Linked DNA regions of Homo sapiens: regions 2, 3, 4 and 5 are each linked to region 1. The links are chromatin loops, found by intact Hi-C in ENCODE. Cell type or tissue: dorsolateral prefrontal cortex. All regions are shown on one strand. Region 1 overlaps LOC105375409 (a long non-coding RNA gene). Region 2 overlaps PPP1R9A (protein phosphatase 1 regulatory subunit 9A). Region 3 overlaps ASB4 (ankyrin repeat and SOCS box containing 4). Region 4 overlaps ASB4 (ankyrin repeat and SOCS box containing 4). Region 5 overlaps PDK4-AS1 (PDK4 antisense RNA 1).

Region 1 (5,000 bases):
AAGACGACATTTACAGTAGATGCCTCTGATACTTTGAAATGTTTCCTAGGTTATCATTGGGATTTCCTGGCTTTTCCAATCAACCTATGGCCTCTAACAAGCTCACAAAACAGCAGGCTGAAGCTATGTTCATCTAAAAGCAAAACATTTGGTCAATTAAACCAATTTAATAAAAAAACTGAATTTATTGGAAGGACAGCAATTTTCTTCTTGAATAGTTAGTTTGGCATCATGTGGGCAAAGCATTAAACTCTGGAACGTTTTTTCTTCTCCCGATTTAAATTTGGAATTTGAAAGTATGGCTTTCCTTGTGCTTCCTTTCTTCAAATTATGCAGGAGAGTAACTGTAGGTCTCAGAGACAGGTGCCTATAAAAGCTAGGTCAGTAAAGCAAATGAATGGACAAGGTTGTGTCCGTTCAATAACAGGTGCATGAAGACAAATGTATGTTGTGGTAATGTTAAAAAGGAATACAAGACTATGAAGGGTGGAAGAGGGAGAGATGAGTGTTGCAGAAATGTTGACTGAAAAGGAAAAAATAAAGACCAGATTTTAGGGAATAGAGCAGAGAGGGCAAAGAAATTTCAGTGAAGACCCTGCTTCCACTGGGTTCACGTAGAAGGAGAAAAACACTCCCTCTTGAGGGTGACAAGGTGACTATGGCAACCATCTTGAACCGGAACCAGGCCTGAATTTATTAACTCTGTGAGGAGTTTGCACTATAGGTTGAGGAACGACAACCAAATGGATAGAAAAATCTATCCTAACGCAGGAATAGAAAAGCAAATACTGCATGTTCTCACTTATAAGTGGGAGCTACATGATGAGAACACATGGACACACAGAAGGAAGCAACACACCCTGGGGCCTGTTGGGAGGTGGAGTGTGGGAGTAGGGAGAGGATCAGCAAAGATAGCTACTGGGTATTGGGCTTGACACCTGGGTGACAAAGTGGTCTGTGCAGCGGACCCCCATGGCACAAGTCTGCCTGTATGGCAGACCTGCATATGTACTCCTGAACTTAAAATAAAAGTTAAATTAAAAAAAGTCTATTCTAAGAGGAATTAGTCTTGTAAGTAGATCATCCCCACACCTCCATATGAGCTGCTTGCCCCAGAATCACACATGGTCATGAGTCAGCATCTGGGAGGGAAAACAACAGCCCCCGGACCAAGAAGGTATCACTGTCCCTTAGCACAGGGGCAGAGGGAGAGACTGACCATAGTTGCTTTCTGGAGATTTTCATGACCTAGAGGCAAGGCCCCAGAAATCTGGAAGCTAAGTGTTCTTAAAATATCTACATAAACTTATTAAAAAATCACCAGTTTTTCTTTAAGCCCGATAGTGTTTGGTTTTCAGACACTTGCAATTGTAAAAGTCCTCTGACTTTTTCAATTGTCTCTTATCAACTTATGAAAAGTTGCTCGAGCTTGCTCAAAACAAGAGAAACAAATTAAAATGAAAAGAGATGCCATTTTCACCTATCTGATTTGAAAAGATCTAAATGTTCAATAACAGGCTATGTTGGCCAAGCTGTGAGAAAGTGGGTACGCTCATACACTGTCGATGAAATATAAGCTGTTTGCAATGTTTATGAAGGGCAATGTGGGAATATTTATTAAAATAAAAAATTCATGGACTAAACCCAGGAATTCTACTTCTAGAAATTTATTCCACAAATATACTTATACATGTGAAAAATGCTAAATATATGAGGCTATTCATTATAGTATTGTTTATAACAATAAAAGATATAAATGAGCCTAAATGTCCATCAAGAGAGACTGGTTAAATGAAGTATGGTACAACCACATGGTGGAATACTCTGATATATGTTGTTTGGTGAATCAATTAATTTTGTGCTACCACTTGTATAAAAGGAAGGGGACAGAAAATGTTTATTCAAATATATGTCAATCTCTGGAAGGACATGGAAGAAAATAATGAGTGGTTACATATTTGGGAAGCAGGCATGAGGACTTACCAGATGAGACAAAGTTGAAAAGGAGCTTTTTGTTTTTGTTTTCACTGAATATTCCCTTATTCTTTTCATATAAATTTATTCCTTATTTTTACAAATCCAATAAATTTATTTTAAAGTAAGTAACAGAGTCCTAACTGATTTATTATAATGATAAATCACTAAACACATGTGTAGAGATCCTGGCACTGACCTGTTGGCTGCGTACATTGACACATCAAACTTCTTTGCCTTCCAGAATTTCTGATCTATTGCAGCTTTGAAAGATCAGGGCTGTAGTGCTCAAAAGAGATATTCCATGATTAAAATGGCCCCTACAGGACAAATTGAGAAGTTTCATTATTTTGGTCCCCCTTTAAAGACAAGAGTTTAGAAAACGTGGTTGGGAGTTGTGACCATGGATTTCTGCTTCCTGTTGCTAGAAATAAAAGTTTTGATAATTACCAATATAAGCACTACCAACAAAGCCAATTTGTAGAGAGCACATTGGGATGACAGTATGCTGAAAGAAGGAAATATACCTGGATTCTGACACTGCTCTTGTCACTCATATCTTTATGACTATGGGCTAAGATTCCTAATATTTCCAAGCCTTCATTTCCTCATTTGTAAAATGTAGACAATATTGCTTTCCTTTAAATGTCTAGCATGCTAAAGTTATCTCTTTATAACTCAGAACTTTGGTAAGTCAGGGATGTTCAAACCTTAGGCAATCCCAGGTCCTCCAAACTCACACGACAGGAAGTGGGCAGCTCAAAGTCACAGCCAAACACAGACCATTTCAAAGAAAAATTTTCCAGAGAACAAAACCAGAAGGGCCAGATTATATTGCTAAGGAACTCTAAGACATGACATGGACTGTGTTCTAGGCAGCACTGTTGTGTTTCCCATTTTCTGTGCTTACAATGGAGTCTTTACGGCACTTATATTATCCTTTATCAATTAATAGTTTGTATATTGATTGAGGATGATTAATGTTATGATGTATTATAAATTACTGGGCCATGAGAAACCAAGTCTAGATATAAGCAAGAATGCATATCACTTAGATATTACAGATTTGAAGTAATAAACACTAGGTTGCCTCCCTCTAGATAAGGAGTAAATGATTTTAAAATTTTTCTGTAGACATGAGCACTTTTTGAGATGTATGTATAGGGAGAGAGATACATGTAGATGCTGGGTACCCATCTTGGTACTCATTCATTTTCCTTTATGTTACACAACTCTAATTTTCCTTAGGAAAATTCTAATCCTACCTCTGATCCTTCACCTTGAAATCAAAGTACATGCATGTCCAGTTATGTGAAAAATGAATTTCCTCTCTTTGATTCAGTCACTATGAGTCTGGTATTCTAACCCTTGTGAGTGGAAAAATCTCGGCTAAATGCAATGGTTCTTTAATAAATGAAACAATGCATAACCTCATTTAGAATACAAGAAATAAGAATAAAATCACACAGACACTCCAGGTTTCCACAATCAGATTTGCAAATATCCAATATATTGATAACTCATTTTTTGTGTAACTTATGACAGAATAGGAATTATGATACTTTGCTGGTGGGAGTGTTAAAATGGTACAATACATATGATGAGTAATTTGGAAATGTTTGTCAAAATTCAAATGCATTTACCTTTTTGCTCAGCAATTTCATTTCTAGGATTTATTCTGCAAATAGACTCTTACATGTGAAATAAAGTAATATGTATTCCTTACATTATTATCTGTAACAGTAAAATATATCAGTCTAAAAGTCTATCAACAAGGGCCTGGATAAATGAAAAATTATCATACAGGGGAATACGTGGAGCTGTAAAAAAGAATGAGGAATTTCTTTTTGTCTAAATATGAACATACCTTCAAGATATGTTAGGAGAAATTTTTAAAAGTGAAGATGTTTGTGCAAAATATTTGTGTAAAAATAGAAAGAAGAAAGGAAATGTCTTTTCGTATTTGCTTGTATGTGTATGAATATCTCAGTAAAGATAGAAAATAAACTGAGAAGTATCGTTACCCACGGGGTGGAGGTGGAACATGGGTTTGGGGGATAAGATTGGAAGGGGGATTTTTTTCACTGTATACCTTGTATTTTCAAATCTTGGGAACCACATAAACTCTTCACAACAATTATACACACACACACACACACACACACATATTTAAATATATATATACACATATATATTTAAACAAAAAAATACAGTAACAGTAGAGTGAGGTTGTGGAGTTCTAAGCCATATATGGATTGCTGGTGCTGAAATGTCAGCTGCATAAATTGGATGAGCGGGCTTTCTTCCACCTTCTAGAATGTCAGCTCGGTGCTGCAGTGCTGAAAAGAGTTATCCCGTGGCAAGAGTGGCACCTACAGGGCACAGTAAGAATCTTATGTTTCTTTTTTTATTTTTATTTTTCAGAGAGGTGGAGGTGGCGTATGGATAGAGGTGTAATGATTGGTTTTCTATTGGAGTTGTTGGACAAGTGTTTTGACCATCATCATAGATTTACCATCAGATACAGCTGGATACAAATCCTGTTCCTATAATTTACTGTCTGGGTAGCTTTAGGCAAAGGCACTTATGTTTATTAAAAGCTATAGTTTCTACCCTTGTAAATTGTGGATGATAATATCTACCCTATCACAGTTTGGCTAATAAATTTTAAGTGAATTGTGTCACTTACGGAATACCAACCTTGCCGCCAAAATGTTCCTGTGATTGCTCAATGTCAGAGACAACCCCAAACCTGCATCAATAGGAAATGAGATGCTAAAGAAATACAGCCCAAGGAAGGAGCTATGAGGATGCAATCTAGAAGCTTCCCAGTCCAGCAAGTGAATGGAGAATGCCTGGGCAGAGGGAGCAGGAGAGAGAAAGAGTGAAGGGAGAGAGGAGAGAAAGGACGTGCACACTTCAATGGCATTCTTTGAATACTTTGATGGCATATTGGAAGCCCTGAATTTACCTCTGATTTTTCTGTTGTAAGGACAATAACTTTCTTTTTCTAAAGCTAGATTGAG
Region 2 (5,000 bases), 640 kb before region 1:
ATTTTATTTTTCTGGTACATCTAAAAGTATATTTTTGTTAAAAAAAAAAGTCCCTTTAAGACAGATTTTAGGTACTCCATTTGCTACACAATTTCATTAACTTAGAACCATATTTTTAAAATGTTTTCTCCACACAAGTAAGATACATATGGAAAATTTGCTACTATGCAGTCCCTGTAGCATATATAAAAAATGAGGCTGCTAAATTAGGTCTTTTCTTCTTTACCTTCTTTAAACCTACGTTATTCTTTTGTGATATTTCCATCACTTAAGGGAATGAGATTTCAAATTAAATTCTAGAGAGACTTAAATTCCCCTTGAGTTTTCTTTTACTTGAGGTATGCCTATGCTATGGGGTAATTAGTGGTACCTCAGTAGGATAATATAAGCAGAGTGGTAAGACATATCTGCCTTGAATAACTGTGTGAGAAAAAACAGGCACATTTCACTAAATACCCTTGCTTGTGCTTTCTATAAAATTAAAATATTTTGGACAGTAATAACATACAACACAAATGAATAAAAACTTGTACATGATGTTTTGTGTGGAGTCCTGATAAGTAAGCAACAAGGAGGAAGGGCCCCAGATGGGGAAGAACAGTGAACAACTGTTCTGAGAGATGGCTAATCACAAACAACACAAGGGCACAGTGATCTCGACCTACTTCTGCAGGCACAGTGACCTTGTTCTCCAGGTACCCCCTCTAGCATGACCCTGTAAAACTTCCCTCCAGCCCCTGCATCTTTGCGGACAGCCCCCTTCTCTGCTGTGCTGCCTGTCTTACAACATATTTTCATACTTTCTCTAATAAATCTGCTTTTCTTTATCTACTATTGTCTTGTTAAATTTCCTTACTGCCTGTGCCACCGGGCCCAGATAGTCACTAGCTGGCAACATTTAGGGAATTCTAACATCAAATTCCTCTAACGATAAACTGTTAAAACATCATCTCTAGACCCAGTCTTAACTTTCCTCTTACTGGCTACTCCATGCCATTTGTTTTGTACTCTGATTCTTCCAGTTCTGTCCTGAAATACCTAAGCCTCTTGTTCATTAATTTTCTTAGGGTTTAAAGTACATTAATATCAGAAATAAGATTAGTGGATCACTCCTTAGTTTGATCAAGATTTAAATCCTTCTTATTGCAGAAGCACAACAATACATTGGAGACTGCTTCAAAACTCAACTGAAAAAGAGAAAAATCAAAAGAAGCCTTAGGCTAGGTGAACAGGAAATGAGGCAGTTACAGTGTTTTAGTTGTTTGTCCTTTATTTCTGGAGGGGGTCTGCCAGTGGCTGTTCTAACTGCTCCCTCTTGCCTCAGATCTTGAAAGCCACACTTTATCCATCATTCTCACCTATTTACTAAAAAGAATGAGCCACCTGAAGGGACTTCCCTCTACTTTCTCCTCCTCTACCTTAACTGTGGCTCTTTATACTCTTTTCCTCCTGTGTTTCCTCTGCTTTATGTAAGTAATTGAAGTTTAAAAGAAAAAAAATATGAACATTTTTGCCCATGCAGTATCATTTGCAAGATCAGGAATATTATCTCAAGTTTCTAACTTGAAAGGGTCTAATGAGTCTAAAAGAGAAAAAAGCTGAAAATGTCTTGAAAAGTAAGGGACTATACAATCAATAAGCTGATATTATTAACTATTTTTTTCAGGATTTTTTTTTTTTTTTTTGAGACAGTCTTGCTCTGTCATGCAGGCTGGAGTTAAGTGACACAATCAAACCTCACTGCAGCCTCAAACTCCTGGGCTCAAGCAGTTCTTCCAACTCTGCCTCCCAAAGTGTTGAGATTACAGGTGTGAGCCACCACACCCAGCTAATTAAATATATATATATATATAATATATATATATTTTTTTGTAGAGATGGAGGTGTCTCACTGTGTGGTCCAACCTGGTCTGGAATGCCTGCGCTCAAGTGGTCCTCCCTCCTCAGCCTCTCAAAGTGCTGGGATTTACAGAGTGAGCCACTGTGCCTGACCTCAGTCTTTGATTTTGACATAGTTTGACCCAGTTTTTGTTAGTGGAATAGGTTTGGTTTTAAAAATTTAAGTGGTTTCAGTAAAGGGCAATAAAAATGATGAAAATAATAGAAAATGGGTTCTAGGACTAGAGTTGAAAAGGCTTGGGTCTTCATTTTGTCCTTAGAAAATTAGGTAAGATGATTGACTCCTTTTAACTCCTTCAAGCATGTGAAATAATATATTTGTTAGTGGTGGCAAATATCCGAGTTACTGGCAGCAAAGCTATACGAATCTATGGCAACCTCAATTCTTGCTTCCTAAGAAGAAATAATTCGACCGAGGGGCATGCAGTGGAAAAAGAGACCAAGGCAAGTTTCCGAGCAGGAATGGAAGTTTATTAAAATGCTTTAGAGCAGGAAACAAAGGAAAGTACACTTGGAAGAGACCTAAACGGGCACTTTGGAGGTCAATGGTGGCGTATGACCTTTTGATTTGGAGTTTTATATGTTGGCATCCTTACAGGGCCTTGTTTACCTTTTCCCATCTCTTAGGGTGGGCTGCCCGCATGCGCAGTGGCCTGCTAACCCTTGGGAGGTGAGCATGCGCAGTGTGTTTAAGAAGTTGTACACATGCTCACTTGAGGCTTTCTTCCCTTTTTCAGTGGAATGCCCCTGGAAGGTCATACTCTGCCATTTTGTCTCTTAATGCACATGCCCAAGCCTACTTGCCCAATTCCTGAGCTGCCAGTTACCAATTTCAAGTGTTTTTATCTATTGTGAAATTGCCTCTTTTTGGCGCCTGTGACCAATGATCATTTTTAGAGAAGTGGTGTGTCAACTGTGGGACCATCACCTGATGGTTGCCTGACATTTCTAGTGGGCGAGGGGAGCCCTCTTCTGCCCTGCTCATGCCTAACTACCTACTGTATGGTTGCCTGACATTTCTAGTAGGCGAGGGGAGCCCTCTTCTGCCCTGCTCATGCCTAACTACCTACTGTAATATATTGATGCAACAAAAATCAAATGGAGAAAATGGGCTTATAATGGAGCAACAGAAAATAGTTAATTATAATTTCTGAATTTAACGGGTTATTAAACACATACCAGGCTACTAAAGAAGGCTGTATAATTATCAGTGTTGAGTATCATTAAGATTAGGTAGTATTTCTTTTCTTTTGTATAATTATCAGTGTTGAGTATCATTAAGATTAGGTAGTATTTCTTTTCTTTTTTTTTTTTTTTTGAGACAGAGTCTCGCTCTGCCGCCCAGGCTGGAGTGCAATGGCACAATCTCGGTTCCCTGCAACCTCTGACTCCTGGGTTCAAGCAATTCTCCTGCCTCAGCCTCCCGAGTAGCTGGGATTACAGGAGTATGTGCCACCACGCCTGGCTAATTTTTGTATTTTTAGTACAGATGGGGTTTCACCATGTTGACAGGCTGGTCCTGAACTTCAAGTTCTTGGTCTTGGACTTCAAGTGATCCATCTGCCTCAGTCTACCAAAAGGCTGTGATTACCAGCATGAGCCACCATACCTGGTCAAGATTAGGTAGTATTTCTATTAAATGTTTCAGATATTGTATTTTCTAAAAGCAGATAACCCGATGGCCTTTGGCATTGCCTAAAACCTTTTGGACTCTGCTATTTGATAACACGGAATTGTGGAATATCATATGAAACTCTTATTTTTCTCTTCTGTTGTATTTAAATTCTTTCTTAATATGCACATTTTCTAAGAAGATACTTTTTAAGAGAGAAAAGATAGAGGCCTGCATGGGTAATACTTGGATTGAGCCCAGGGAATTCTCTGTCATGCATTTTAGCTATGGGGACATCAGCTGCTACTTATTTGCTACTGATTTCTCACTTCCTTCTTTTTCATACCAGCTTTCAATTGCTTGTTTCTAAACAATGCGTTATCTTTGATTAAATTAGACCAGTAATAAAAGCTCGTGAATCCTTGAATGAAAAGCACACATTCTGGTCTTCTTGACCCTGCATTCCAAAATTATTCTCTAATGTTTATAACCACCTTGGTAGATAAAGTCTTCTTTTTCCTTCTCAGAGAAACGGTTTGCAGCCAACTGTGACCACTAAGCTAAATCTATTGCGGTGTTTGTAATTGAAAGCTTTTTGTATGTCTTGGTTGTGGTGCTGGGCTCTCTCCTGGATTTGTTGATTTCAACAATGGAGTAATTCAGGAGAACAGAGAGGGACCAGTTAGAGCTCTCCAGGTTCTGTGTAACACACACCATAGTTGGCAGCAGCTGAGATTTGCTTCATATTTATCTCTAAGGGCGTTGTGGTGGTTCCAGCCCCAAGATTAAAGTCAGCATGTCATCTCTTTTTATTATTTCGAATGGCTTTTTACTTTTATAGTATACATGAATAAATTTTATCAGCAGGGACTATTAAGCAGTGTTTCGGCACAAATGCTTTAGAGTACATTTTTTAGTTGATGTGTACTATGCCAGTTATAGAGAGCTGTCAATACAGTTTCAGTCTTCAGTGACAAAATCTATCATTTTCTAACTTGCTAGAAACCTTTCTTTTTAGAAATTCACTTTTTGAGACATAATGGCTTCAATTCTCCAGGATCTTTTTCTGTCTGTTTTGAATGAGCTTATTGTTTATTCACAGTAAAGAATGTTTCTGATACTGCTTTGTTGTAAATATAGTTGAGTGCCCTAGCTGACATCCTTGTTGAGCCCAAAAAGACTGTTTGAGTACACTTTTTGTCAGGTGGTACCTTTGCTGAAACTGAAGAAGGAGATTTTGAAGAATTTTCTTGATTTCACCAGATTATTTTAATGGCCTTAAATTTTCCATTTAAATTTGCAATAACTTTTGCCAGTTATAGAGAGTGATTCATTGGGGACCACTTTATCTTTTGCATTGTGGTATGAGGCACAGATGTAAAGGGGACACATTCTTGGGGTAGCTTTTTCTATTAGGCCTTTGCAGTTGGAAGTACTCCATATAGAAAGTGTTTGAAGTTTTTACAAAAATGTATGCTGTAGGCTGAAC
Region 3 (5,000 bases), 170 kb before region 1:
ATAGTGGACACTGAACAAGCAAGATGCAAAGACAGAAGATTGTGGGCAGAGAATTGGATATGTGAATCAGTGATTTCTGGAGACAGATAAATTTCAGATAACGACTCAGTCCAGGTATGACTGTGGGTTGGAGTCATCAAGTCAGAGTAGGAGAAAGTCACTGAAGTGAATGAGATTCAGAAACGGGGAGACCAGGAGATTGGGTGGGTCATTCATGTGGTATTAAAGACCCCCAAAATAATGTCAGGAATTTTTGAGGTGAGGAGTAATGTGAGTTAGGTGCTAAAATCTTAAGAAACAGATGGGAAGATAATTATATTCGGGAAGGAGATTAGGTGGTATAGCTGAAAAAGCAAAGCCCTAAAGAAGTAGGGGTGTTCTTTTTATTTATCTTTCCACGAGAATTAGGGAGTAATTGGAAGGAGCAATGGGGAGTCAGATATATGAAAAAGAACACCCAGCTATATACCACAGGCCAGAGTTAAGCATCCCACATCCGTTGTTTGAGCTTGGAACACAGCAAAGCTAGTTTGGTTGCCATGGTGACCAACGCCATGTCTCCGGGCTCATTAATCCTCTATTCCAAACTAAGCACTTAGCAATAGCTTCTGAATAAATGCAACAAAGCTCTGCATACTGAAAAGGGCACATTCATGTTAAGCAGAGGAAAAGGGTTTTCAATTTCATTCATTAAACTTGAGTAAATAATTTAATATCTTTGTGCGTCAGTCCTCCTAGCTAATGAATAAGGATAAATGCTTAATGGAAAATCTAGCTTAATAAAGTTAACAGCATTGGCACTACATATAAAGGAAATTGATGTTGCCGGTATACATGCATATGAAGGGGAAAACTGAAAGGAAAATAATATATATTAAGCATCTATGATGTGGCTATGTCAGGTACTTGAAAATAAAATGTTTCATTTAATCCTTGCAACAACCATGTGAGGTTGCACATTATTCTCCTTATTTAAAAAATGAGGAATCGGAGACTCAGATAAGTTGAATCAGGCCTCAGTACAAAGCTTGTCAGATTCAAGCAGATCAAATTTTATTTGTTTTGGGTCCGTGATGCTCCCACTGTGTCTTGCTGGAAATTGAATAATGCTTATCCTTCTGGGACATTTGGCTAATTAAAAAATTAGGAGAAAAGACTGTGCTAAGGTGACACTTAATATCTAAAAGAGAAGCTTAAATGCTATATCAGAATCCTATTAGCTTAAAAAATTAACTATCCTAAGATTTTTTAAAGGCTTTTCTTAAAAAAAAAATGAGAAGGCAGCTGGGTATATTAGAAGTGTGTTTAATGAAAAGATATGAAAAACTGTCGATGTTTCTTCCGAAATGAGTCCCATCAAGGCAATCGTTTATCCCCATTCTGTCGTTTTCTAACATGAAGAATTGGAGTTGCAAAGCACACTCTCAACACAGAAACTGATCCTTTCCTTTTAAGTATCATGCCTTTATTTTGGTTTCTGGATTTGCTCCAACAAGGGTGTAGATAAGTGATTGAAAAAGATATATTGAAAATCCATTAATTCATTTTCCTTAAAATTAAACTCTTTAATTAAAAACAACACTTTGATCAATTTCTAATTTCTACCTCCAACAATGTAATATAGCAAGGGTTAAAATAATAGAAATAACTAGGCGTATGTTAAATATCCCTGTCACTAAACTTAGATGTTAGCATTTTTCTTTTTTTCTCCAAACACTAATTGTTTTGGTCTCACCTATACGACAATTTTAGGTCAATTTTCTCAAGTTTGGGTTGCTTACTGCAGCCAGGTGATTCCCAAGTGCTTCAGAGGAAAAGTAGTAATCACAGCCTTCTTTCCCACCTGTTAGCATTACAGGTTTCCTTCTCTGACCCACTCTCTTTAAATTCTACAATCAAAAACCATATGTGTCTTCTGTTTTGAGTTTTCAGTCTGGATGTGTTATCTTTGTTTTATAACTGGAAGCATCTGAAACCGGAAATTGAAGGATGAAGTTTCCTTAGGCCTGTACTTCTTTATTTATTTTCTATCAGCACTTTAATTTGTTTCTTACTTAGGGGAGCCTGGAGCTTATTATCCTCTGAACATTTTAAATACCCATTTAGCAAAAGATATCAGACTTACAAACAGAAATGCAAGTGTTTTCTTTGTCATCTCTGTAAGTAATAACTTATGGAACATAATATAAACAATTTTAGAAGGTTTTTCCATTAAGCTAACCAAGAAAACATACAAATAGGGGAAATGATGAAAGCTCAGAATTGGATGCTAAGAATCAAGCACATGCCAGCTTCTTGAAGTTTTTACTAATTAGAAAGCTAATGGGGACAGAATAACGGTGGACCCCTCTCTTTTCCAAGACAAAACATTTTGTTGACAGCCCGCCCCTACCGAGAGCCACCAAGAAGTGAACGCTGCAGGGAAGGCCCAGTTAGGGAGTCCCCTGAAAGCAAATCACTCCAGCCCCCTTTTCTTTGTTTTCTTGCGGCCTCAGAATTCTGGCAGCCCTCAGCAACACTCTTGAATTAAGAGGGCCACACCAACCAAAGACCTGGGTGGTAAGAGTAGGAAGTACGTGCACTTCTCGCAAGCATAGTTGAATTAACCTGGGTGGGGGCAGGAGGAAGAGCCGTGAAGAAAGATCGGCTTGGACTTAATAATTAATAATAACCCTGTAATCACAGCTACTTGGGAGGCTGAGGCAGGAGAATCTCTTGAACCTGGGAGGCCGAGGGTGCGGTGAGCCGAGATTGCGCCATTGCACTCCAGCCTGGGCAACAAGAGCAAAACTCCGTCTCAAAAAAAAAAAATAAATAAATAAAAATAACAACAGCTGGATATGGCATTTATTTTGCATGCTTGGCACTTTGTCTATGCTTTCACTAATCCTCACAACTATCCTATGAGGTTAAGATTTGCAGATTAAAACACTGAGCTTGAGACAAATTGCTTAATAGTGAAATCAGGTTTTGACTGCAGTGACCTCAATACAGAGCTCTCGTTTTGTCCACTAGGTGGTGCTGCCTTCCCTTTGCTACTTTAGAGTCCTGCCGCTAATGTAAATTAGTCTCGGGACTGCCTTGGGTGACTTTGCTGTTTTTGCCTTATTCTGTGGATCTCATCTCCACTGTAGACTGTATATGTCAGTCAGCAAACCTGCCACTCCCTCAGCTTCTTCTATAACTGCCTTGCTCCCAGCCCCTGATGAAGGGGAAGCACAGGTTGCTATCTTCTGTAACACTTGATCCTCCCATGCTGTAGCCTATTAGACCAGGGGTGGTGTTCAACCAAGGGCTGGCCAGGAGGCTCGAACATGGCTTGATATGAAAAGAGGAACTCAAGGACAGTGCTTAAAAGTGAAGGTTCTGGAGTAAGACGGACTCGGTTCAGACCTTGACTATTCCATTCATGAGGGCAAAATTTAACTTCTTTGAATCTTAGCCCTCACCTACCAAATGGGGCTACGGATAATTCAAGTTGATTCTAGGGAACTCCAGCAAGGCTTTATGGATTATGTAAGGCTCTTTTCCCCCATCCCTGGACCTGTGAAAGTATCTTTATGTTGTCTAGAAATGCGTTTCCCAAAGTCCACTGTATTAAGCAATGATGCTGGAGCTGTTAATAGGTGTTTCAAAAAGAGAATTCCTTGGAAAAATAAGTCCTGGAAAATCCATGTTAAACTGGACAGATTTCCTCAATATAAACTTCTCAGAATCTTTCATGTGCTAATGTGAATTGTAAAGATACAAAGGTACATAAAATCTACACATTTATTTAACCACAGAGCTTTTATTTTTAATCCATCTTGCAATACTAATATGCCACAGAGCAGACTTTGGGTAATGCTGGCTTAGAAGAATGAAATTAGGGCCTATAGCTAGAAGGGGAACTCACATTTGGTGCAGCAAGAACTCCATTTAGCCCTGTGTACGTCAGTCTTCTTTCCAGCTTCTCTTCTGAGGGCAGATTCTATCAGTGCGTTAGGAAGAAAAACGACCCTCCAAAGATGTCTAAGTCCTCATCCTTGGGGCCTGTGATTACATGTTACTTGATATGGCAAAAAAAGCACTTTGCAGATGTGATTAAATTAAGAACTTTGAGATGAGGAGATTATCTTGGATTATCCATGTTGGTCATGTCTCTTTAAAATCAGGGACCTTTTTTGGCTATAGTTAGAGGAAATGTGGCTATAGAAGGAAGGTCAGAGAGATAGGATGTATAAGAGATTCTACCCACCATTGTTAGCTTTGAAGATGGAGGAAGGAGGCCATGGTCACGAAATGTGGGAAGCCTCTAGAAGCTGGAAAAGGTAAGGAAATGGACTCTTCTATACATTCTGGTTGACTTCAATCTTAGCCCACTGTCAGGGTTTTTTTTGTTTTTTGTTTGTTTTTTTTTTTTTTTTTTTTTAGAAATCGAGCCAATAGAATGTGTGTGTGTGTGTGTGTGTGTGTGTGTGTGTGTGTGTTCAGAGACAGGGAATGGAATGATTTATTTTAAGGAATTGGCTCATGCAATGTGGAGGTGCAAGTCTGAAATCTGGAGGGAAGGCCAGTAGGCTGGAGACCTAGGGAATAGATACAGTCTGTTGCCAGAGCCCTTCCTTGCTTGTGGGAGGTTAGTCTTCGTTCTATGAAGACTTTCAATGGAGTGGATGAAGCCCACCCACATTAAGGAGAACAATCTGTTTTTAACTCAAAGTTTGCTGATTTACATGTGAATCTCATCTAGAAAAACAACATCACAGAAACATCCAGAATATTGTTTGACCAAATAGCTAAGCAGCATGGCCCAGCCAAGTTGTTACATAAAATTAACCATTACCTCCACTGAGACTTGTGTCAGACTTCTGACCTGCATAACTGTAAATAATCAATTTGTGTTGTTTTCAGCTGCCCAGTTTGTGGTAACTTGTGACAGCAGCAATAAGAAGCTAGGACTCTCACCTACCCACCCTAGGCATCCTAGGCATTACTATCTGCTATAATGTAAGTGATTT
Region 4 (5,000 bases), 160 kb before region 1:
CATCACCAGAAGGTAGGAGAGAGGTCTGAGGCAGATTCTCCTCCAAAGTCTCTGGAAGAAACCAACCCTAGACACTTTAATTTTGGACTTCCAGTCTCCAGAGGTGTGGGAGAATAAATTTCAGTTGTTTTAAGCTACCCAGTGTGTGGTATTTTGTTAGGGCAGCTCTTGGAAACTAATACATTGTATTTTCACATTAAAAATATATTTCAAAGTTCCCAGGAGTTGATGTTTCTGGTCTCTAATTTATTGAATAAATCACAAAATCTAAAATAAAAAAGTAGCCAAATAATTGTACTTTATATATTTCCTGGAAAAGTTACACTGGCGACACAATTCAAGTATAAAAATAAGGAACTCCTATTCAGAAAAGGAAACCATGTAGCATATCTAGTTGCACCAACAGGTCAAAGATCAATCGTAAATGTCCAAGTACATTAAAAAAGGATGTGGTTTGTTCCAAGTTGGCCTGTAAGAATTTCATCCTGACCCTTTGATTCTCTTCCTTACTGGAAATTCTCCAGCATCTGAAGTGACCCTGCACATGGCTTCTGGGAAGACATTCTCATTCGTTCCATTTCACTCCAGAGCAAAGACGAGCTGACCTGAAATAAGACCTGACCCAGAACTTCTCTAGGGCAGAATACTGATAAACACAGATGGCTTCATGAAAGACCATCTTTGGTTACAATTCTGCCTTCTACAAGTTAGGAATACAGTCTCAGAGTTTACAGAGCAATGTACTCTTGGGTACCTTCCTTGGGGACTGAGTTTGTATAGGATATTGAGCATGCTTGTAGGAGTTTTGGCTTTCTCAAATATGTTCCATATGATCAGGAGATGCCATAAATAAGGGCATAAAGGAACAATACATGGTAAACGGATTTTTTTTAAAGCTAACAAAATGCAATGTTATCTTTCTAGTACTTTCTGGTTTTCATATAGTAAAAGAGAGTAAACTACAGAAAAATTTTCCTTCAGAAAAGTAATATGAGGTGGAATAGAACAGTGATAAGGAATTTCGAAGCCAGTCTGTCTGTTTTCAAACCTTGGTTCAACAATGAGGAAGGGGTCCCCAGTGGGAGAGAGCCCCAGGTGGGGAAGAACAATGAACAGTTGTTCTGAGAAATGGGAAATCACAAGCAATGACTTCTTCCTGGCACAATGACCTTGTTCTGTGCGCACAATGACCTCCTTCAGCACAGCAGCTCCCCCCAGCACAACTCTATAAAACTTCGCTGCAGTTGCACCCTGCCTCTACACAGCCCCTTCTCTGCTGTGCTGCCGGTTGCAACTTTGCAACGCATTTTCATACATACTTTCTCTAATAAATCTGCCTTTCTTTACCTACAACTGTCTTGGTAAATTACTTTACCACCTGTGACACCGGCCCCAGCTAGTTGCACTCGTGACAACTAGCTGGTTGTACTTTTGGCCAATTATTAACCTCTCTGAGTACAAATTTCTTCATCCATAAAATTAGGATTAAAAACTGCACCCACTGCAAAGGATTACTTGGAAGGTTCAATGAGGCAATATATGAAAAGCATTTAGCCCAGAATGTTTCACATGGTTAAGTGCTTAATAAATACTAGTTACTAGCATAATAATAACAATAATAATAATAAGTCTGTACAGACTAATACTTGAAGTAGCTATAAAAAATTCCAGCAGCGCTGATATTAGAGTTGGCCCCCTAAGGGTCATTTGGTTCACCTCATTAAATTAGGCAGAGAAGGAAAATTTCAGCTTCTTGAGTTGACCACTCTCACATTTAACATTTCTAATTAGAAAAACAAAATTCACTTAAGTTTTCTAGTCTGTTAAATAAATGGGTTGGATTAAGTAATTCTAAGGAGCTTTCCAAGTACAAAAAATTCCTATTTCTAACATCCTTTGTCAACCATAAATAAAACATTTTGCAGTCTCTGAATCATTTTCTCTCTTTCAATGAATATTTCTACTATACCAGCTTCTGCCCCTTTTGATGAAAAATATAACCTTTAGGCTAGTTTGGTGACTAAAGTCGTGTGTGTGTGTGCATGTGTATGTGTGTGTGTGCATGCACAGGCATATGTGGTGGTGGTGGTGCTGCGTTCCAAGAAAGCCTCACAGACTTGGGCAGCCCTAATACTGCAATTTCAGTCAAAGGGATGGGAAGTTTCCATACCACTAAAGTTTACTTGCATCAAACTTTTAGGTTTATCTGCTATGAAAGAGAAGAAAAGTATTATTTTGTGGAATATTCTAAACAGTTGATTTTTAAAGAGTCAAGTGTTGTGACATAACATTTGTTTTTAATGATATTAGCAAATATCATTGTTATGTTGATTAAGAAGATTTAGTTGTAGAAATCTCTTGGTATTTCCAAATCCACCTGGGAGTAAGAAGTGAAATTCAGCAACGCTCCAGCATTCTGGCACAAATCCTTCCTTCTCCTCCCCTGGGTACCTTTGCTGGTTGTCCAGGAGATGGCACTGTTGCTTCAAGGGAATGGCTTCCACGAGGCCCAGGAAGAGAGCCTGGGGGCAAAGGGGTTGAGGGTTGGGGATAATATACGGCAGTCAGAAGTTAAAAGAGAAGCAGTGAGAAAAGTCTTGTTTAATGAACCTTAGGAATAATGACAAAACATGTTTAAATAATTGTCTTCCTCAATTTCCCTTTATAGGGGCGAATGTGAACATGAAGACCAACAACCAAGATGAGGAGACGCCCTTGCACACGGCTGCCCACTTCGGCCTTTCGGAGCTGGTGGCCTTCTACGTGGAACACGGGGCCATAGTGGACAGCGTGAATGCCCACATGGAGACCCCCCTGGCCATCGCCGCCTACTGGGCCCTCCGCTTTAAGGAGCAGGAGTACAGCACGGAGCACCACCTGGTCTGCCGCATGCTGCTTGACTACAAAGCCGAAGTCAATGCCCGAGATGACGACTTTAAATCTCCCCTCCACAAGGCAGCCTGGAACTGTGACCACGTGCTCATGCACATGATGCTGGAAGCTGGCGCCGAAGCCAATCTCATGGATATCAACGGCTGTGCTGCCATCCAGTACGTGCTGAAGGTCACCTCCGTGCGCCCTGCTGCCCAGCCTGAGATCTGCTACCAGCTCCTGTTGAACCATGGGGCTGCCCGAATATACCCTCCACAGTTCCATAAGGTGAGGCTCTGCCCAGTGGTCAGCAGGTTGAGGAAGATTCAAATGGCAGCCTTGTCTGAAATCTCCAAGTAACTCAAGCTTGCTTGAGGCTTGAGTCCTGGGCTAACTACCTCTGATCCTCTTTGACCTTCCATTACATACCTAATCCTAGCTGTCTCCTCATCTCATCCTAGTCTAGGTTTGCTTGAAATTGGGTGTGAGAGCTAGAATGAGAAAAAGAGTAGCAAATAATTTGTTTTGCCTTGTGTGAACACCAGTGCACTGGTGGCTTCCTGAGGGACTGAGGTAAGTCTGCCAGAAAGGTGAATAGTGTTAGACAGGCATACATTTGCCATCTTTTAAACAGAATGACTGATCTAAAGATGACTCAGCCTGCTTTGAAATTAGCTTGTAGCCATGAAAGGGCCACCCGATTTTCCAGTTTAATGAAAGCTAACGTTTATTAAGTACTAAAATTATATTTATTATGTATAATAAATAAGCACACTGTTATAAGCATTTTGTATGTCTTCATTTAATTCTTACAACAATCATACGAGGTATATATTATTATTGTCCCTATTTGACAGAGGAGGAAACTGAGGCACAGTTAAGTAGCTTACCTGAGCTCCCACAGTGCCAGTGCCAGGATTCAACCTTAGATACTTTGGTTCCAGCATCTACTCTTATGATATCACACTGCACGGTTTTTCTTAACAACATTCATAATCTCAAACAGGCTGGTAGGGACCAGTTGCTACCAGTATTGATATGACTAAGACATGGGACGTATCCTCAAGAAGCTTAGAATCTAGCAGATGAGACAAGCAAATAAAGGGGTAATTTTAATATGCTGTGGTAAATGACAAGGTAGAAGAATAATGAGTGCTACAGAAATATGGAAGAGAGTGAATTTTGCATAGTTTTATAGCTAGTAATTAATTTGGAGGCCAAAATGCATTTTACCTGAAAATAAATCAAATAATACTATACTTAGGTTTCCCCCTTGCTCTAAAAATTTAATTAACAACAAGAAGAGTTTGAAGTATACAACAACTGACTAATTAGGCCACAGAAAGCAAAGTAACAGATGTTTTTCTGAATTCACAGCTTAAGTTCTACGTCTTACCTGGGTAAAATGTCAGGGACTTGTCTGAAGTCCTGCAGTGTGAGGCTTAGTTAGAAGAAAAGTTCTACTAGAGAATTTAAGGGTAGTGCCTTCAGTCAGGGCAGATTCCAGATGGACAAACCAGAGAACTTTCAAATGAAGATTTGATGGGTTCAGCAATCCTGTGATCTCAATAGGAATTTTCTCTTGGTTATCAGGATGCTAATGGAAGATTAACTAATTCTTTTTTAAAAAATTATATGTAAAGCCCAGAATGTCATGAATTTTCCAAAAGTTTTTTAGGGAACTACAAATGATTAAGATGAGGAATAGAATAAGAATAATGTTACAGTAACTGTCCTGTGTTGAGCTCTAAATAGGTTTTATACAGACTATTTCATTTTATTTTTATAATGGACTCTGAGGTGGGCACTGGCATTACTCACATTTAAAAGGTGACTAAGCTAAAGCTAATAGTGTTAATATATTTTCATAAAGTCACACAGAGTAAGTGTCAAGTTCACTCATTTGTTTATTTAACAAATATTTACTTAACACCTCCGAAGTGTCAGGTACTGTTCTATTTGCTGGAGGTAGAGCAATGAACCAAAGGCCTTCATGAAAGATACTTTCTAGTGGGAGACAGGAAACAAACAAAACAACAACCAAATAAATATACTCTGATATGTTAGGTGCTATGGAGAAAAAGCAGGGCAAAAAAAAAAAAAAAGAGAATGCCAGATTATGTGTGCTA
Region 5 (5,000 bases), 76 kb before region 1:
CTTAAGAGCTGTAACACTCACCGCGAAGGTCTGCAGCTTCACTCCTGAAGCCAGCGAGACCACGAACCCACCAGAAGGAAGAAACTCCAAACATGTCCGAACATCAGAAGGAACAAACTCCAGACACATCACCTTTATGAACTGTAACACTCACCGCAAGGGTCTGCGGCTTCGTTCTTTAAGTCAGTGAGACAAAGAACCCACCAATTCCAGACACATCGCCATACTGTTTTCCACAATGGTTAAACTAGTTTACACTCCCACCAAAAGTGTAAAAGTGTTCCTATTTCTCCACATCCTCTCCAGCACCTGTCATTTCCTTACTTCTTAATGATTGCCATTCTAACTGGTGTGAGATGGTATCTCATTGTGGTTTTGATTTGCATTTCTCTGATGGCCAGTGATGGTGAGCATTTTTTCATGTGTCTGTTGGCTGCATAAATGTCTCCTTTTGAGAAGTGTCTGTTCATATCCTTTGCCCACTTTTTGATGGGGTTGTTTGATTTTTTTCTTGTAAATTTGTTTAAGTTCTTTGTAGATTCTGCATATTAGCCCTTTGTCAGATGGGTAGATTGCAAAAATTTCCCCCTATTCTGTAGGTTATCTGTTCACTCTGATGGTAGAGAAGACCTTAAATGACCTGATGGAGCTGAAAACCATGGCGAGAACTTCCTGCCTTCGATTTCTCACAAGCTCGGGCATACCACGAGGCTTGGAGACTCAAAACCTGAAGAGCCTGCAATCAGATTTCTCCCTTACTATTCCTGCTCATTGTCTTCTGTGGACTAATACTGAACATGAAACTTTGCTTACAGTTTTGTGGCCTGTTCCTTTCCTCTGATTGCTGATCATTGCATGAATTTCCTGAGATTATCACTGAATAGGACCTTTCTTTTTCCTGTATCCTCTACTACACACACTGAGTTCAAATAGAATTATTTTACTTGGAAAACTCCAGGTTTTGCTAAGTTCCAGCCTTGGTTTGTGTAGCACTGGTTGGCTGCCTTAGACTAATTTTTTGGGGGTGTCAGATAGTAAAAGGAGCACAATCAAGCACCAGGTCATCTGAAAGACAAATTTTAGACGTCACTTTCTTTTGTGATTTTGTTGCTTAACCCAGTGCAGGGGCAGTCAAAGCTGTATCACCATTGCATTCACTGTCTAGGTAAAAATGGGAAAATTCAGTCAGTTATACTAATATTCCTTACTACTTGCAATTTATGTTCACTGGCCTATTGGTATGAGCAATGCATTGTACATTACATATTTGGCAGTAAAAGGACAGATACCCAGATGTCATACTAAAATTTCTGCATTTGTTTGAAAATACTAGTTTAAGCAATTACATGTTATGCAAGTGGTTAGTCCTTCCCTCTCCAGCTTGGCTGCCACCAGTAATAATGGATCATAACATCTTCTCCTGTGTGATCTGATGCGGCCTTGGGATTCGTCCCAACGCAGGACTCCAGAGATCAGTGGATCAGTGAATTATGTTTGGGAGATGCAACCCCTGTTGTTACTGGGCTGGGGGCCCAAGCAGCTGCTGGTGGGGTGTTCTGCCCTGCAGCAGCACCCTACCTCCACCCTCCCCTTTACATTTAGAAGAACTGTCCTTTAGTGAGACTGTCAATGGAAAACATGAAAATCATTCATTTAATCCAACATTTTCAATCGCAGAGGAAAAACAAGCAGAAGAGTTAAGTCACCAGAGTCATACAGCTGGTAGGAAAAATGGGTTCTCTAAATCTCAGTTTAAACAGAAATCCTTGTCACACTCTTCTGGGGATTGAGAAGCGTAAGATTTTTTTTTTTTTTTTTAATTGCCTTTCTGAAACTTTAGAAGAATACCTATTTGCCCTGTTGGCCAAAACCAGGCAACTGTGTGAAACAGTTGAATGCTAAAACAAACTAAACAGATGCTGGAAACTCAACCGTTTGTTTCTTGAACAAAATTGATTTTACCTGATGTCCTCTTGAGCTCAGTTAGACTTTGCCAGAGAGAAAACGAGACTGTCTGCAACTTTAACAATAATCACACAGACACATACTTCTTTCCCCCTTTAGTTTCCCATTTTGAAAATAACTCGAGGGCCTGACAAATGCTGAGTTTGGGCAACATGGCTGTGTTCTTGATTGAGGAAAGCAGGCCTGCCTGACCGTGTTTCAACAGTCAGTGCAGAATCTCAAAAGGAAGTACAAATAGGAAGGGTTAAGGGTCCTCTTTTTTTGTTCTTTATTCCACCCGTTGCACACTAGGGTTCTCTCACTTCTTCTTTCAAATAGGCTTCTCAAAATGCACTGTGTATTGGAGCAAAGGGAGTGAGGGATTGTTTATTTTTATTTTTAAATAAGAAATGAAACCTATAAATTAATGCCCTAGGGAAAAAAGAAAGTTACTTTCTGCTATGCACAATTTTTACCAACATTGTGTTGGAAGGAAGAAGCAGCTGGCCTGCGGAAGCTAAGCAGATGCTGGGGCTCTCTCGAGCAGGCTAAGTTGGTGAAAGGTCAGTCCCACACCCACAGCCTGGGCGGGACTGCCTGGCTGCAGAGTCAACAAGGGGAAGTTTAGTAGGTGAAGGGTCACTGCTGCCGAGCAGCAATAACTTTCCATGCCTCAGCTCCCAGGCATCTAGTTTCTGTTCATGGAAATAGAGCTCACTAGGGGAAAGGTCGGGGAGACCAAGGCGTCTCTATCATAGCCCTGATCTGACACTGTGTTCTTGCATGAGGCTCAGCTACTCACTGTGTTCTTGCGTGAGTCTCCTGGCTGTTAGGAATTCTGCTGCTCAAGTGGAAAAAACAGATTGCAAAGTACTTCATAGATCACCCTGTACTGAGTATGGCAAACTGATCAACAGCCTACTTACTGCTACATTTATATTATTTAAAATAACTGCCAGGTGAGATTCTTTTCAAAAGTGTATTTCAATAAAGAAACCTGTAGGTTTTCTTATCAATTGCTCTAGAGCAATGATTCCTAATCTTCAGGTAGTTTAATTTGCAACATTGCTGTGAAATCTTTAAAACATGGTGTTTGAAATGACTCCAGGTCAGCAGAGAACTTCTCCATGTTCTAGACAAGTGCTTTTTAGATTGTGGGTTGTAACTAATTAGTGGATCATGAAATCAGTTTAATGAGTCACGAACAGCATTAAAATGAAATAGAATCAAGGGAAAAAAGCATCTTTGTGGTAAGGGCAGTTTTTTTTTTTTTTTTTTTTTTGGTGTCAAATTTTTGTTTCAGGTCTATCTGAATGATGATGTAAGAAGACCACTGTTCTAGATTTTAAGAACAAAAGCTTTGCTGCCTTGAACCCCCAAATAATTGCTCAAATTCAAACTGGTTGTTAGCTTTTTTAAAAGCTCAGCTGATTCCGCAGGATGTTGTGGCTGTGAACTGGGAAGCCTGCCATGCTATTATTTTGAAAAGTGCTGTGCAAACAGTGTTCCTCTCAGATGGTTTCCAGAGTTAGTTCCTTACAAGCATTTCCTCTTGAAACATCGGGAATCTAAATAAAGGTAAATAAATTCCATTTACCAACCCCCAAAGGTAAATTAATTCAAGCAAGAAAGACTTTGGTTGCTCACAAGGCTGGATGAAAACGTGTTTGGTGTAAACTTCATTCAAAGAAAACTGAGCTAGCTAAGAAGGAGCTGTGATAGCCTCTCTTAACTTTGGGATTATGGGGTGGTAAACAGGCTGTCATGAAAATGTCTAGAATCAGCTAGATGGTAGGATTTGTGCTCTGAGAGGATGGGGCATTCCCACTGGAGCAGCTGAGCAACAGCATAGAGGACCATTAAGTTATTATAAGAGAAAGAACCCAGAAATTGTATGGAGAGGACAGTAATGGTGCATGGCTTTAATTTTTGGATGGCCTATTTTTCCCTGTCCTTTCTTCTTCTTTCTTATTTTTCTTTTGATTTTCTTTTAAGTGAGTGCTTCTGAGTTATGCTAATCCTTCCTTGGCTGCTAACGGATATGGTATTTCAGGATGCAATTGGAAAATCTATACCCTACATCAATTTGAAAGGAGATAGGAGGCCATAGAAATATTAGACATATTTAGGACGTCTCTGAATGACTGAGATTTCTACATTTTATCTCAATATTTTGACACAGCCTTTAAGGAAACTCATATTTTTCTTTTGCCTCTACATTGAGGAAGAATAATTAATATAATGTACTCTATCTTTCAGAGAAAGGTGTCTAATGGTCTAGTCTACCAACTTCACTATGCTGATTTATGAAAGAATTGCTGAAACCCAGTGAATAATAGCATTTGCCCTTCTTTCTCAAAAAAGCAGCATTTGCTTTCTTCTGGCAAGGAATAATTAAGCTAATTTCTCCATGAACCTTGGAAAAAGTGGCAACGAATAATGGATTTGTCCCTCAAAGAACATTTCAAGCAAACATCTTATCAGCTACAAATTCATTTGAGGCAGTTCCAGGTCAGCCACAGGCAATTTTTCTCATTAAAATACTGTTTAAACTGTTGTATCCAGATGACACAGGAGACATATCAGACAAACAACACCTGCAAGAAGAATTGGTGAAGTATTGACTTTTCATCAATCAAAAAGTTTACTAAGCAGATGAAAATAATTTGCCTTCACAGTGACATTTTCCTGACGTCTTGCTAGTACTTAAAGGCATTGTTTTTTCTTTAACACCCAAACTTTAATTACCAGAAAAGGTTAGCATCAAAACAAAGGACATGTTGGTAATTTAGAGGCCATATCAGAAAAATAAATTCATTTTGGTTTGAATGAATTTTTTGTCTTGTCTCCTTCTCCCCCTTTGGCCACATCCCCCTCCCCCACATGACCACGCTTTCCTGTGTTCATGGTCATTCTGTTAACAATGTATAGATTTGGAGATTTCTTTCTAGTTTTATAAGTTTTTCTAAGTTTTATACGTCTTATCACTAAGTGCAACTATTCAGTTTAAAAAAAGAAGGAGTATTTTGTAGCAGAGAAGTATGAGTTGAGGACGT

What was found. A loop is a pair of places that touch in the nucleus more often than their neighbours do. Peaks named below come from ENCODE experiments on the same cell type or tissue, not always from the same donor. Only the 100,000 strongest peaks of a DNase experiment are listed, where the experiment ranks them.
Region 2: a loop joins it to region 1, with 6 times the contacts of the local background. A loop is called at or near these places in 2 of 110 quality-filtered maps.
Region 3: it touches region 1 in a loop (7-fold over the local background); 106 of 110 quality-filtered maps call a loop at or near these places.
Region 4: a loop joins it to region 1, with 1.0 times the contacts of the local background. A loop is called at or near these places in 109 of 110 quality-filtered maps.
Region 5: a loop joins it to region 1, with 4 times the contacts of the local background. A loop is called at or near these places in 60 of 110 quality-filtered maps.

What each region holds. Positions count from the first base shown.
Region 1 is chr7:95,681,971-95,686,970 of GRCh38, forward strand. The region is part of intron 2 of LOC105375409 (a long non-coding RNA gene); the gene reads left to right. Among named protein-coding and RNA genes, the nearest start is that of PDK4-AS1, 88 kb to the left of the region's middle. In dorsolateral prefrontal cortex, CTCF peaks have their summits at 2,303 and 4,344; a DNase peak (open chromatin) is centred at 4,311; H3K4me3 peaks cover 286 bases; H3K27ac peaks cover 1,238 bases.
Region 2 is chr7:95,042,880-95,047,879 of GRCh38, forward strand. The region is part of intron 2 of PPP1R9A (protein phosphatase 1 regulatory subunit 9A); the gene reads left to right. All of the region lies in intron 3 of PPP1R9A-AS1 (PPP1R9A antisense RNA 1), which reads right to left. Among named protein-coding and RNA genes, the nearest start is that of PPP1R9A, 140 kb to the left of the region's middle. In dorsolateral prefrontal cortex, a CTCF peak has its summit at 2,914 (motif pointing left); a DNase peak (open chromatin) is centred at 2,912; H3K4me3 peaks cover 1,160 bases; H3K27ac peaks cover 3,097 bases.
Region 3 is chr7:95,508,864-95,513,863 of GRCh38, forward strand. All of the region lies in intron 2 of ASB4 (ankyrin repeat and SOCS box containing 4), which reads left to right. Among named protein-coding and RNA genes, the nearest start is that of ASB4, 25 kb to the left of the region's middle. RefSeq lists an enhancer at 3,152-3,301. In dorsolateral prefrontal cortex, CTCF peaks have their summits at 3,016 (motif pointing right) and 3,224; DNase peaks (open chromatin) are centred at 528 and 3,038; H3K4me3 peaks cover 312 bases; H3K27ac peaks cover 3,217 bases.
Region 4 is chr7:95,525,145-95,530,144 of GRCh38, forward strand. ASB4 (ankyrin repeat and SOCS box containing 4) reads left to right here. Exons shown (of 5, transcript NM_016116.3): 3 at 2,669-3,159. Among named protein-coding and RNA genes, the nearest start is that of ASB4, 42 kb to the left of the region's middle. RefSeq lists an enhancer at 2,363-2,864. In dorsolateral prefrontal cortex, CTCF peaks have their summits at 1,229 and 2,467 (motif pointing right); DNase peaks (open chromatin) are centred at 1,207, 2,467 and 2,917; H3K4me3 peaks cover 1,123 bases; H3K27ac peaks cover 2,854 bases.
Region 5 is chr7:95,606,341-95,611,340 of GRCh38, forward strand. It overlaps PDK4-AS1 (PDK4 antisense RNA 1), which reads left to right. Exons shown (of 3, transcript XR_001745287.3): 2 at 600-3,522; 3 at 4,204-4,777. Among named protein-coding and RNA genes, the nearest start is that of PDK4-AS1, 12 kb to the left of the region's middle. RefSeq lists enhancers at 970-4,806, 2,062-3,261. In dorsolateral prefrontal cortex, no CTCF peak of the experiment used is centred here; DNase peaks (open chromatin) are centred at 2,571 and 3,413; H3K4me3 peaks cover 1,449 bases; H3K27ac peaks cover 3,828 bases.